Linked DNA regions of Homo sapiens: region 2 is linked to region 1. A link is a loop called in an ENCODE intact Hi-C map of the cell type or tissue named here. Cell type or tissue: IMR-90. All regions are shown on one strand. Each heading gives the region's core, and the rest is flanking DNA. Links, peaks and the distances in the headings are about the cores only. Region 1 has its middle 280 kb from the start of LINC02141. Region 2 has its middle 220 kb from the start of LINC02141.

Region 1 (5,389 bases), core at 73-5,072:
TGTCCAGATGTGTGTTATTAAATGTCCCTTGCATTTTCTGTAATTCTCATAGTTTTGGATCTTTGGAAGGACCAAATTGTCCCCAAGGGACTATGATTATCTTTATCTATAAACTATTTTTAACAATAATAGTACATGCTTAGTTCATAATTGACTCATGTCCAAAACAACAACAAAAAACCCATGTAGGTTTTGCTATACAGATTTTTCTCAAATCAAGTTTTATTTATATTTTATTTGTGTAAATTATATTATTTGAATATAAATGGAAGATTTACGCATTTTGATGGAATATTTTTGATGTAGAGATTAAATATTAGCATATATAATCATTGATGATAATGCACTAAAGCAGTAAATACAATTTAGAGGATCATATTATTCACATATTTGAAAGGTTAAGTAGTCATGGATGTATCACTTAATTTCAATTTCTTATCTGTAAAATGGGGCTATTAACAATTTATCTACACCAAGATGTAACCTCAAGTATAATAATTCATGGAAAAAGATTTTAATAAGACTATAAAGAAAATAAGTTGTAAAGTTTATTTTTTAAATGTTCTAAATCAGGAGTCAAAGCAACCCTTTTCTTAAGGATCATACAACAAATATTTCAGATTTTGTGGGACATATACATATATTCTTCTCTTTTTTTTTTTTTACAACCTTTAAAAATCTAAAAACGATTCTTAGCTTTCAGGCAGAGTGGTATGGCCTGAGGGATGTAGTTTGCTGACCTGTGTTCTTGAGTATCTCCTTTCTAAATTGCTTATTTGTTAAATCATGTTGTTCTGAGTTTTTAACATTTTAAGCAAAACACAGTTGTACTTTACAATTTTTATTCTAAAATATTTACACATAAAGTCGTTACAATATGCAGCTTTTTAAAAAAACCACAGCAAAAGGAGCAAGTGAGTTTAGAAAGCGTTTTTTCTTAATCAAGATTATTTATTCACACAACAAAAATGAGAACTGATCCCCAAAGGGCCAAATATCTGTATCTTGCTAAAGAAAAGATGGTCCTATGAGAATCAATAGATGGAGCATTCAGAGTGGGGACCTACATGTAAAAGCCCTCAAAGAGGTCTCTATTTCTAGTCATATTTGGGTTTGTTTATTTGTTGTTTGTTTTGTCTTTCAAAGAACTATGCAAGGTCCTAAACTGCAGTCACCTATTCTTCTCTAGATTAGAGAAGCAACTTTTCTCTCACTCTGCCTGGTATATGATGTCTGACTGTCTGAACCCTTGCTAAGAGTTGATAAAATTCTTACTCACAGTTAATCATCTATTTAATTTATCTAATCCCTCTTGCTCCCTTGTTTGTCCCTGGCCTGAATAAGAGAATAATTTAAACTTCTCTGCGATAGATCCACAAAACTCATTACCAAATAGGTTTTACTTTACCTTAAAACCAAGACAATAAAGATACTAAAAATACATCCTTCTGGTGAGATCGAGAAGCTCATATAATTACTATCCATACAAGTAAATATTCAATAGGGTTCCACAATTCTGTCAATGATCAGCCCTTACCCAGCTATTAGAGAAATTCAAATGAATTGAATTTTTTGCTTTTCTCATGGTTTTAGAACTAGGCAGGATGGAATTTGGAATTGTCCCAGATATAGATTGCAGAAGCTTACGAACTATTCAAATATGCACAATTTACACACCAAAAATGACTCAGAGTAAAACAGTAGCAGTCATAGTTCAAAGAAACTATTCTTGCCTTCTGGGGGAAAATTTTGAACATAAAAACTTGAGGGGCATTATAAAATGTAATAATGAGGTAACGTATCTTTTAATTCAAACTGCCTAGCATTTTAAATAAATTTAAATTTTTAAATTTAATTTATAATTTCAACTTAAACTTTCCAAAGTGTTTTATCTAAAAAGTCTTTGAGACAATCCAATAAGGAATTTGAATTTTTCCTGGCTCTGTTCTCATCTTTATGAAGTGACGTAACCTCTGACTTCAGCGTCCCTGTCTGTCTCTGCCGCATCATGATTTTTAAAGATTAAATGGCAAAACTGACTCACCTAGAATCTCAGACAAAACAGGTGGTCAGTTAATATCTTGCCTCACTTCCCTCTTGATGTCATCATCTGCAAGCTCATATATAATAAGCACTTTTGGTATTGGGGAAGGTAAGAAAACTGGAATGAAAAAAATATCTCTCTAGTGAGGAGAACATTGGGTTGGTAGCTAGAGAGTCCTGCTTAGATATTTTTAGTGCGGATACTTGCTGGCCTTGGGAAGATAAACATTCAACCCCTGGCTCTCATTCGTAAATTTGACCTCATTTGTAAATTTAAGATGTTTGACAAGATATTATCTGAAATAAATTTTCCTGATTTTAATATTATTATGGCATATTACCTTCTGTATGTTCAAAGTTAGACTCTCAATCCACCAGGTATATGTTCAAATTCTGGAATTGTTGGTTAGTAATAAGTTATCTTATAAAAATATTCAACATTTGTGTACTTCGATTACTTACTTTCCCTTAATTTCTGTTCTCTTCTTGAAATAGTTGAAATAATATCTCGTTACTGTTTAATAGGCATATTGCACACAGGATGGTGTTTTGCAAACAATTGATACCTATTACATGATATATATGATGCATATTAAGACAAAACTCAGGTATTCATCCTAGACTCCTCCCACACCCTAACTCTCTCCCAACATATTAAAGGGGAGGAATTATCCGCATCACTGTGCCGAAACACCTGACACCAAGAAACATTCTAGAAGTTAACATGATCTTCAGGAAACAGATGTGGCACACAATTCCAGTATTCCTAACAGCCATCAAATATAGATGTTAGTGGCCGTTTCCTCTGCCAGATGAGGTCTCCCAATAGTCCCCCAGACAATGTTCCAGTAGGAATGTTAGCAATCCAAGGCATAAGGGGGTGAAACCCAAGTTTATTCCCACTCCACAGCATACCTGGCAGGCCACAGTAAGGAATACCCTAGTGAAAGGAGTAAACTGTAGTCCTGTAGCTATGAAAAATGGTGCTGAAATAAACCTGGCACCATCACTTCACTTTATGATTGTGGTAACTTGGGTTCAGTGAATTTAAGCCATTTACCCAAAATCTAATAAATAGTGGGACAGACAGTAGGATTCAGCTGTGTCTATTTTTCAGTCTAGGGATCTCTTAATAGTTTACACAACCTGCCCTTCTTGGGGCAATAGCATTGCTATCATGTCCTTCAATGTAGCAATTCAGGGGAGTAATGGAGAAACATCACCGGTGTGGCTGAAAAAAGGAAAAGCCCCTGGCCTTAATGCCCATTAACACCATGCTATAATGAACAATTACTCAGTAAAAATGCTTTTCTTTCAAGGACCTGCAACTATAATTGCATTCATAATGAAAATAATTAAACTTATAAATGTCATCTGTTCAACATCTTTAGCTATAATTCTTATATTTTAGTCAATCCTTGATGATAAATTCCTGTAATCACCCACTGTTCATTAGAAGCAAAAGCAACCAGAGGCTGGGTGCAGTGGCTCATGCCTGTAATCCCAGCACTTTGGGAGGTGAAGACAGGGGGATCGCTTGAGGCCAGAAGTTCAAGACCAGCCCGGATGACATAGGGAGACCCTGTCTATACAAAGAATTTAAAAATTATCTGGGTATGATGACACATGCCTCTAATCCTGGCTACTCCAGAGGCTAAGGTAGGAGGATTGGTTGAGCCTAGAGGTCGAATCTGCTGTGATCGTGCCACTGCACTCCAGCCTGGGCGAGAGAGTGAGACCCCAACTCAAAAAAAAAAAAAAACTGGATGGAAAACTATTGCTTGATAAAACCAAGGTTCACTGAGAAAATGTGACTTTCTCAAAATCACACGCTTATCAGAGGCAGATGAGTAACAAAACCCTTTTCTCCTTTCTTCCAAAGATGTCACCTTTTGTGTATAAACACATATCAAACTTCATGCAGGCAACTACTGATGTGCTACAGAAAGTCCTGACACCATTTTGACCATCAGAAGCAAGCTGGCTGTCTCAAGACATCCTACTCAGCATGTGAGAATCTGTGCAGCAGCCAATGAGCTATGAGGAACGGGAAAAAATTAAACCTACTAATAGGTAGCATTGGAATAAAGTCCATTCCTTTATTAATATCCTTGATTTATATAATCTCTACATACCCAGTGCCTAGAGCTAGCAAAATTCCTATATGGCATCAGTAAATATTTGTTTAAAAAGCTAAGAGATTTCTTCATTCATTTAAAAAAGTTAAGTGAAAAAAAAAAGATCATGTTCTAGGGAATAGCCAGGCATCCAAGAATTTATATCAACTTTTCTTTTGGGAAATAAAAAGAGTACAACTAACAAATAATCTTGTATAGTTATTTATGACAGTGACACGTGGATAGCTGAGATCTATTCCTGGCTTATGCCTGCTTTAAGTTTCAGGATATAACTCACTTATGCTCTCGGAGCCTTAATATCCTGATCAGTAAAGTAAAGGATTTTTTGAGAAGACAATTTATGAAGTCCATTGGCCCTTTTTTTCTAAATGTATGGAATTGTGAGGCAAGGAAGATAAACTACAGCTCATATATTCTTAGAAATGTCCAAAGGATAAATATTCTTTGTCATGACCTATGGCCTTAAAAAATGAATCAAAGCCCAGCCTACATTTATAGAGCTAGTCAATTTGGGATTGTTTATTTCTACCTCCTATTAATATTTAATATCTACATTTGCTGGATACGAGGTTTTTCTGACCCTGATCCTTGCCAACCCTAATTATAAGAAAGAGGGGAGATTATGTAGGTGTAAAATGTCATTAAATAATGACATTCAAGGGTATGCGTTAACTTCACACTTCTTCAAATACAAAAGGCATTTAAACTTGAATCCTTCCACTCCAGTGACAATCTTTTTTAATTCTACAAACCTCCGATGAACAATATATTACCACCATGACCACTGCAGTTTTAATTTTGTTTTATATCTGCTTTTTTCCTAATGTCAGATCCAGAGCTTACACTCTGGTTGTTCTTCTAACTTATGAGCCTTAGGGATCAGAAAGGTGTTGGTCAGTCTCCATAGATCACTGCAATTGTCTAGCCAACTTTATGAGCTCTGGAGCCTCTCCTTGTACAAAGTCCTAGACTAGTGATAAATGACTTACATTTTTTTTTTTTTTTTTTTTTTTTGAGACGGAGTCTCGCTCTGTCGCCCAGGCTGGAGTGCAGTGGTGCAATCTCGGCTCACTGCAAGCTCCACCTCCCGGGTTCACGCCATTCTCCTGCCTCAGCCTCCCAAGTAGCTGGGACTACAGGCGCCCGCCACTACGCCCGGCTAATTTTTTGTATTTTTAGTAGAGACGGGGTTTCACCGTTTTTAGCCG
Region 2 (5,389 bases), core at 312-5,311, 61 kb before region 1:
TTTATTTGGAATTACTTTTGATCTTCTAAATAAGGCCAATTATTTTTTCCCATCAGGAAGGCCATCCAAAGTTTGAGCAGGCATAATTTAAATTCCTTTCACAGTTGTATTTTAAATGTTTATTATTGAATTTATTTATTGCAAATTTACAGTGGTGTTTGCCAAGAGATTTTTTTACTTTTTTTATATCCGCAATAATTTTTGTCCATTTTCAAAGTGCCAGGCCTGAAAGTGGACACATCACACCTGCCTTTTTATTTTATTTTCTCTTTATTTTTAACACTAACTTTTCCTCTTCATTTCCTACTGGCTCCACTGGGATCCCTAAAACACAATTTACAGTTGCTGCAAACCCATAGCTTTGCCTTCCAATCACTACTGGTTGCTGCTTTGGGATTCACAACCTATGCCTCTTCCTTAAAAATGTTAAAAATATCTTATGAGATGTGATGTGTTTCCACAGAGACTCAGTAGTATAAATCATTTTGTATCTATCCCAAGTCATTACGGAACTCTTAGGAAAGAGGCTATAATTTTACTAGACTCTAGTGTTTTTGTATATACAGTTTACGAGAAGGTAGAAAGTGACAATAATGATATCAGCTTCCAGAGATAGCTAGAGACCGTGTAGAGGAGTTTGACAGGAACATTAAGGATCCAGAAACTTTGTCATTTGAAACAAAACAAAACAAAATTCATATATAGCACAAAGGTTAAAAGGGCTTTTTTATCCTAAATAACTTGAAGATAATATTTATATCAATCTTCCTAAGTACCTTATATTCTCAGTGCCTTGTATATGTAACTATTCATTCAGCAAATATTTTCTGAGCAGCCACAAGTCTCAGAAATGGCAGAGGTCAAATACCTCATTTCCAATGCCTTGAGGAAAATGGTCTGTGATTCTGTCATTCAACCTTTATCATCTTGATCTAATAAATGCTTTTGTTTCTTTAAATTTTTCTCAGCTTGGCATTTTTTTTTCATGTATCAGCTGTTAATTATATGAACTCTAAACTTTTAGCCTAGTGCTAAGCTTCCTGGAATGCTCTTCCTTCAGTGAGAAATGCTTCTAGAAGAACTGAGACTGAGAAGAGAAAGATAGACTGTTTGCTCTCTTCCTGGAAAATCCTAGTAGGTGATCCCTCCAATATGTAAGGATTAGGTCAAGGAAGAGTATCTTTTATGTACTACCATATATCTAGCACCACACTGAGACTTATGGGGATTCTAAGAGAAATGCATTCAAAGAGAAATGCATTCCTGTGAAACATATAAATTATTTAGGAAATGGTAGTAAGTATTATAAGAGAATAAAGAATTTAGCTTTAGACAAAATAGTGATTTTGTCTGCTCTAAAGGTTAGAGAAGTTAGTCTTTAGAGATGATGTTCCAGCTATATTTTAAGAGTAGATAAAATTTGGAAAATTGGAATGCGTGGAGCTCTAAAAGAGAGATAGTTGTGGTTTTCAAGGCACTGGGGAATAATTAGATGTTATGATTTAGCTGAGGTTGGATCTAGGTTTCACAGTTTGGAGCTGAGGAAAGTCAGATTCAATGTATGGACAAACTCCTCATTCTCCTTCTTAGGAAAGATCAAGGTCTATTCTAGATGATCCATGTTGTCCTCTAACTTTGCCATGGCTCTGTCAGTAAGCTCTGCTCTGGTCATGACCTCCATGGAAGAAGATAAATAGAAGAAGTACAAACTGCTGGGAAACTAGCCAGAGAAATCTACCAGAGACGTGAGGACCTCATTTCTAGTTTGAATTGTTTTTTCAGCCTCCAGGATCTAGCTTTCCAACCACCTCTGTATTTCTATTCTGAATCTTGACAACATTTTTGCCCTCTTTGGCTGATACCAACATTTTAATTACAAGCCATGAGTCCTTAACACTATGCTAGGCAATATCCAAATACTATGCTAGGCAATCTCCAAATATCCAGTGTACATGACATTGACAGTTTCTATACTTCTAGAGTTTTTTCTGAAGAGAGATTTAAAAAAAAAAAAAGCAAACAAACACAAGTCATATACAAAAGTGATATAGACAGACAGATAGACATTCCAAAATTGTAGAGAATCTGAGACCAAAAATGGACAATCAAGAGAAAAATGCAAAAAGCTGAATCTGTTCACTGAAGCCATTAATCAGGATGTTTATTTGTGTGTAAAAAATTTTCTTCTATAAAAGAAACAGGCTGGATGATAAAGCTATGAGTGAAGAGGCTTAAAGCATCACATGGATTTTTCCCTCCTTTTTTCTGGCACTTAATAGCTGAAATCTTTTCACGGAGCACACATTTCAACAGCTATGCAAACAAAGTCAAAGCAATATGTCTAATTGAATCTTCAATATTCAAGTCAATTTGTGAAATATCTTACAATTGCCTTTCAATTTGTACCCCAAGTCTTGTCTGAAGGTGATAATGGTGACGAATGCTATTGCAAGAGGCAGGCAGTTGTCACAATTTAAAAGCCTTTCATTCCTGACATAGTCTAACACAAGACAAAAATGAGCTTGCCCTTTAAAGGCTGTGACCATTTTCCTCTCAAGTTGCTCTCTTATTATACAAATGAATCACTCTCCAGTGATTATGCTGAAATGAGCAAAGCAAAAAATCTTCAGCTCTCACATTCCACAGAAATCTGAACTCATCCTAGGAACTGCTGGCTTGACTTCTCACAGAGAAATAAGAAGGTCAAAACAGAAGAATTGTTCGGCAACTAAATTTAACAATAGGAACGGCTCTCAGTGCTTCCAATGTCTCAGGGGATATTTCTGAACACTCCACTCAACACTTTAGAACTTTGCATTATCAAACCTAAAGATCTACACCCTTACTGAGACCTCTTCATCCTATTCCAGACTGTGGAGGAGAATTACACAGCTTAATAAATTGATGTCTTGTAGCTGTTTATTTATTGACTCTGAGCAAGATTGCTGGTTAGGTTTCATCCCAAGTACTGAACCAATGATATAACCTAGTGGCTACCTGTTCTGTATTCAATAGAATAGAGAACAGTGCATACAGTACATATAGAATACTTAGAATGTCTGATTTGGAACTAGAATAGATAATAACAGAAGCCATACTCTAAAGTGTGAGAGATTCAGCAATTCAATCTACCCAATATAAAGGCAATACAGCATACGACATAGAAATCTAGGTTATGAAACCAAAATCCTTAGGTTCTTACTACATTTTACATAATTATTCCAAACCTCTCTTTCCTCAGTTGTGACTGAGGATACTTACATTTATCTTCCAGGGTTGTTGCAGATCCCATTAGATAAGGCAGCATAAAGCACTTGGTATGATACCTGGATGATACCTGCCAGTATATTTATAGTTGTTCCCTTTCTTCACTATTAACATCTTTAAAATTTTACAGTTCAGTTTTTCATTGCAAATAAACTATTTCAGCTGTCTTCCTCATCATTGTTGTCATCATTATCATCATTTAAATTTACATTTTCCAAAGCATTTTACATTTATTATCTCATCAAACATTTACTGCTTCAACACCTCTAATAACAGAAACAGCTCTTGTATTATCATCCATAGATCGACAGCTTAGGTCACAAAATAGTTCTTCCTTATGTTAAACAGATACCTATCATCCTGTAAGTTTCATTCATTAGTCCTTGGTCTCTCTTGCTTGAGCATTTTTAAACATCTCATGCCTTAATAGCTCCTTTGAAATCTAAAGGTTATTTTTGCTACTTTCTTCAAGTCTTCTCTGAGAAGTTATATACAATCTTATATAAAATTCTATGACTCTTGTCATGCAGACTCCCAGGCATTACCTCTAGACTCAGAAATCTGAATTTTTGCTCACAACCCTAGAATCTTGACATAGGTCATCCAAAGATGCACAATGAAAGGACTAGTGAGAGGAGTTAGTGAGCTTGTTTTAGGTAGACAGCAAGGGAAGGGTCCCTGGAAAGCCCTTGACCCATGGGCTGGTGCCTCAGCCCCACATAACACAAAAAACAGTCTGGAGTAAAAATCAAGCTGCAGGCACCAATAAGGGAACTAGCACAGGGGCTTGTGCCTAGAGACATGCCCGCAGCTGCACAGATAGGAGAACCTCCAGCCCACTCAGATAAAAACATGCACAAACTGCTGGCTCACTCAGATAAGGGAACAGGCCTGACATAGAAATGTCTTTGGTCTTTGTCTTTTGTATAATCAGCAGGCTCCTAGGAAAATGTTTTGTCTCCTTTTGTGGGCATGAACACAGAGGGCTCCAGTGGGCACTTTCCTTTTTTTTTTTTTTTGGACTGGGAGCCTGGCCTCTATGAATCATCACTTAAGCTCCTGAATGGTCCTGGGCCAAGGTCTTAGGCCAAGCTGTGTAGCCCCTATTAATCATCACTTCACATCCTGATTGGTCCCGGGGCCAAGCTGAATCACATTTTATCCAAGACAGCCCTCAAACTAAGCACATTCCTTCCCCTTCCCAGTCCGTAAAAACCCCAGACCCCAGCCTCATAGTAGGCAACCCATTTGGGCCCACTCTCCACTAGTGGAGAGCTTTCTTTTTTGCTTATTGAACTTTTGCTCCAAACTCACCCTTGTGTCCATGCTCCTTAATCATCTTGGACGTGAGACAAAGAACTCCTAGCATTATCTCAGACAATGAGAGACTGTTACATCTTGGATCATTAGTGAGACCACCACACTTTTGTTGAATATCCACAGTTTACTTCTGCAGGTACCCTCTCCCCACTTCTCCCTCTGCTCTGTGTTTTCCTAGGCTGAATACGGACTATATCCTTGACTCTTAGGCTACTTTTTAGATTCATATGACTGGAAGCACAGGCAGGAGATCAGAGAAAAAGAGTTGGATGGGCTCTGACCAAAGGGCAGCTCCTCTCAGGGGCCCAGGTTCTAGTAAGCACTTCAGGTTTCCAGCAATCACTTCTTTCCACTGAACCTTCAAACCTCTGAATGAAAAAAAGTCCTGGTTCTTGCTAGTCCGAGGGAGTGGCACTATCCCCAGTGATTTCCCTATACCTTGCCCCACTTTTGTAAATGGTAGATTTATGAAACTCTCCCTAACAGTACCCAGTTAGATTGTGCTAGTCTTTTTATGTTAGGTTCCTGGCTGATGTGCTGGTTTAGAAAAAGCTGGTTCAAATCCCCCTTCTCCACTTGTTAAGCAGTATAGCCTTAGGGAAGTTATGCCCCAGAAGACTCAGTTTCCCTGCTTTGTAATGGGATAATAAGAATGCCTCCCTTGGCCAGGCTCAATGACTCATGCCTGTAATTCCAGCACTTTGGGAGGCCGAGGCAGGCAAATCACTTGAGGTCAGGAGTTTGAGACCAGCCTGGCCAACATGGTGAAACCCCGTCTCTACTAAAAATACAAAAATTGCCT

The links. A loop is a pair of places that touch in the nucleus more often than their neighbours do. Peaks named below come from ENCODE experiments on the same cell type or tissue, not always from the same donor. Only the 100,000 strongest peaks of a DNase experiment are listed, where the experiment ranks them.
Region 2: it touches region 1 in a loop (4-fold over the local background); 1 of 110 quality-filtered maps calls a loop at or near these places.

What each region holds. Positions count from the first base shown.
Region 1 is chr16:59,570,348-59,575,736 of GRCh38, reverse strand. No RefSeq gene overlaps it. Among named protein-coding and RNA genes, the nearest start is that of LINC02141, 280 kb to the left of the region's middle. In IMR-90, for the core only: no CTCF peak of the experiment used is centred there; DNase peaks (open chromatin) are centred at 1,636 and 2,036.
Region 2 is chr16:59,631,400-59,636,788 of GRCh38, reverse strand. No RefSeq gene overlaps it. Among named protein-coding and RNA genes, the nearest start is that of LINC02141, 220 kb to the left of the region's middle. In IMR-90, for the core only: no CTCF peak of the experiment used is centred there; DNase peaks (open chromatin) are centred at 888, 2,598 and 4,348; H3K27ac peaks cover 2,415 bases.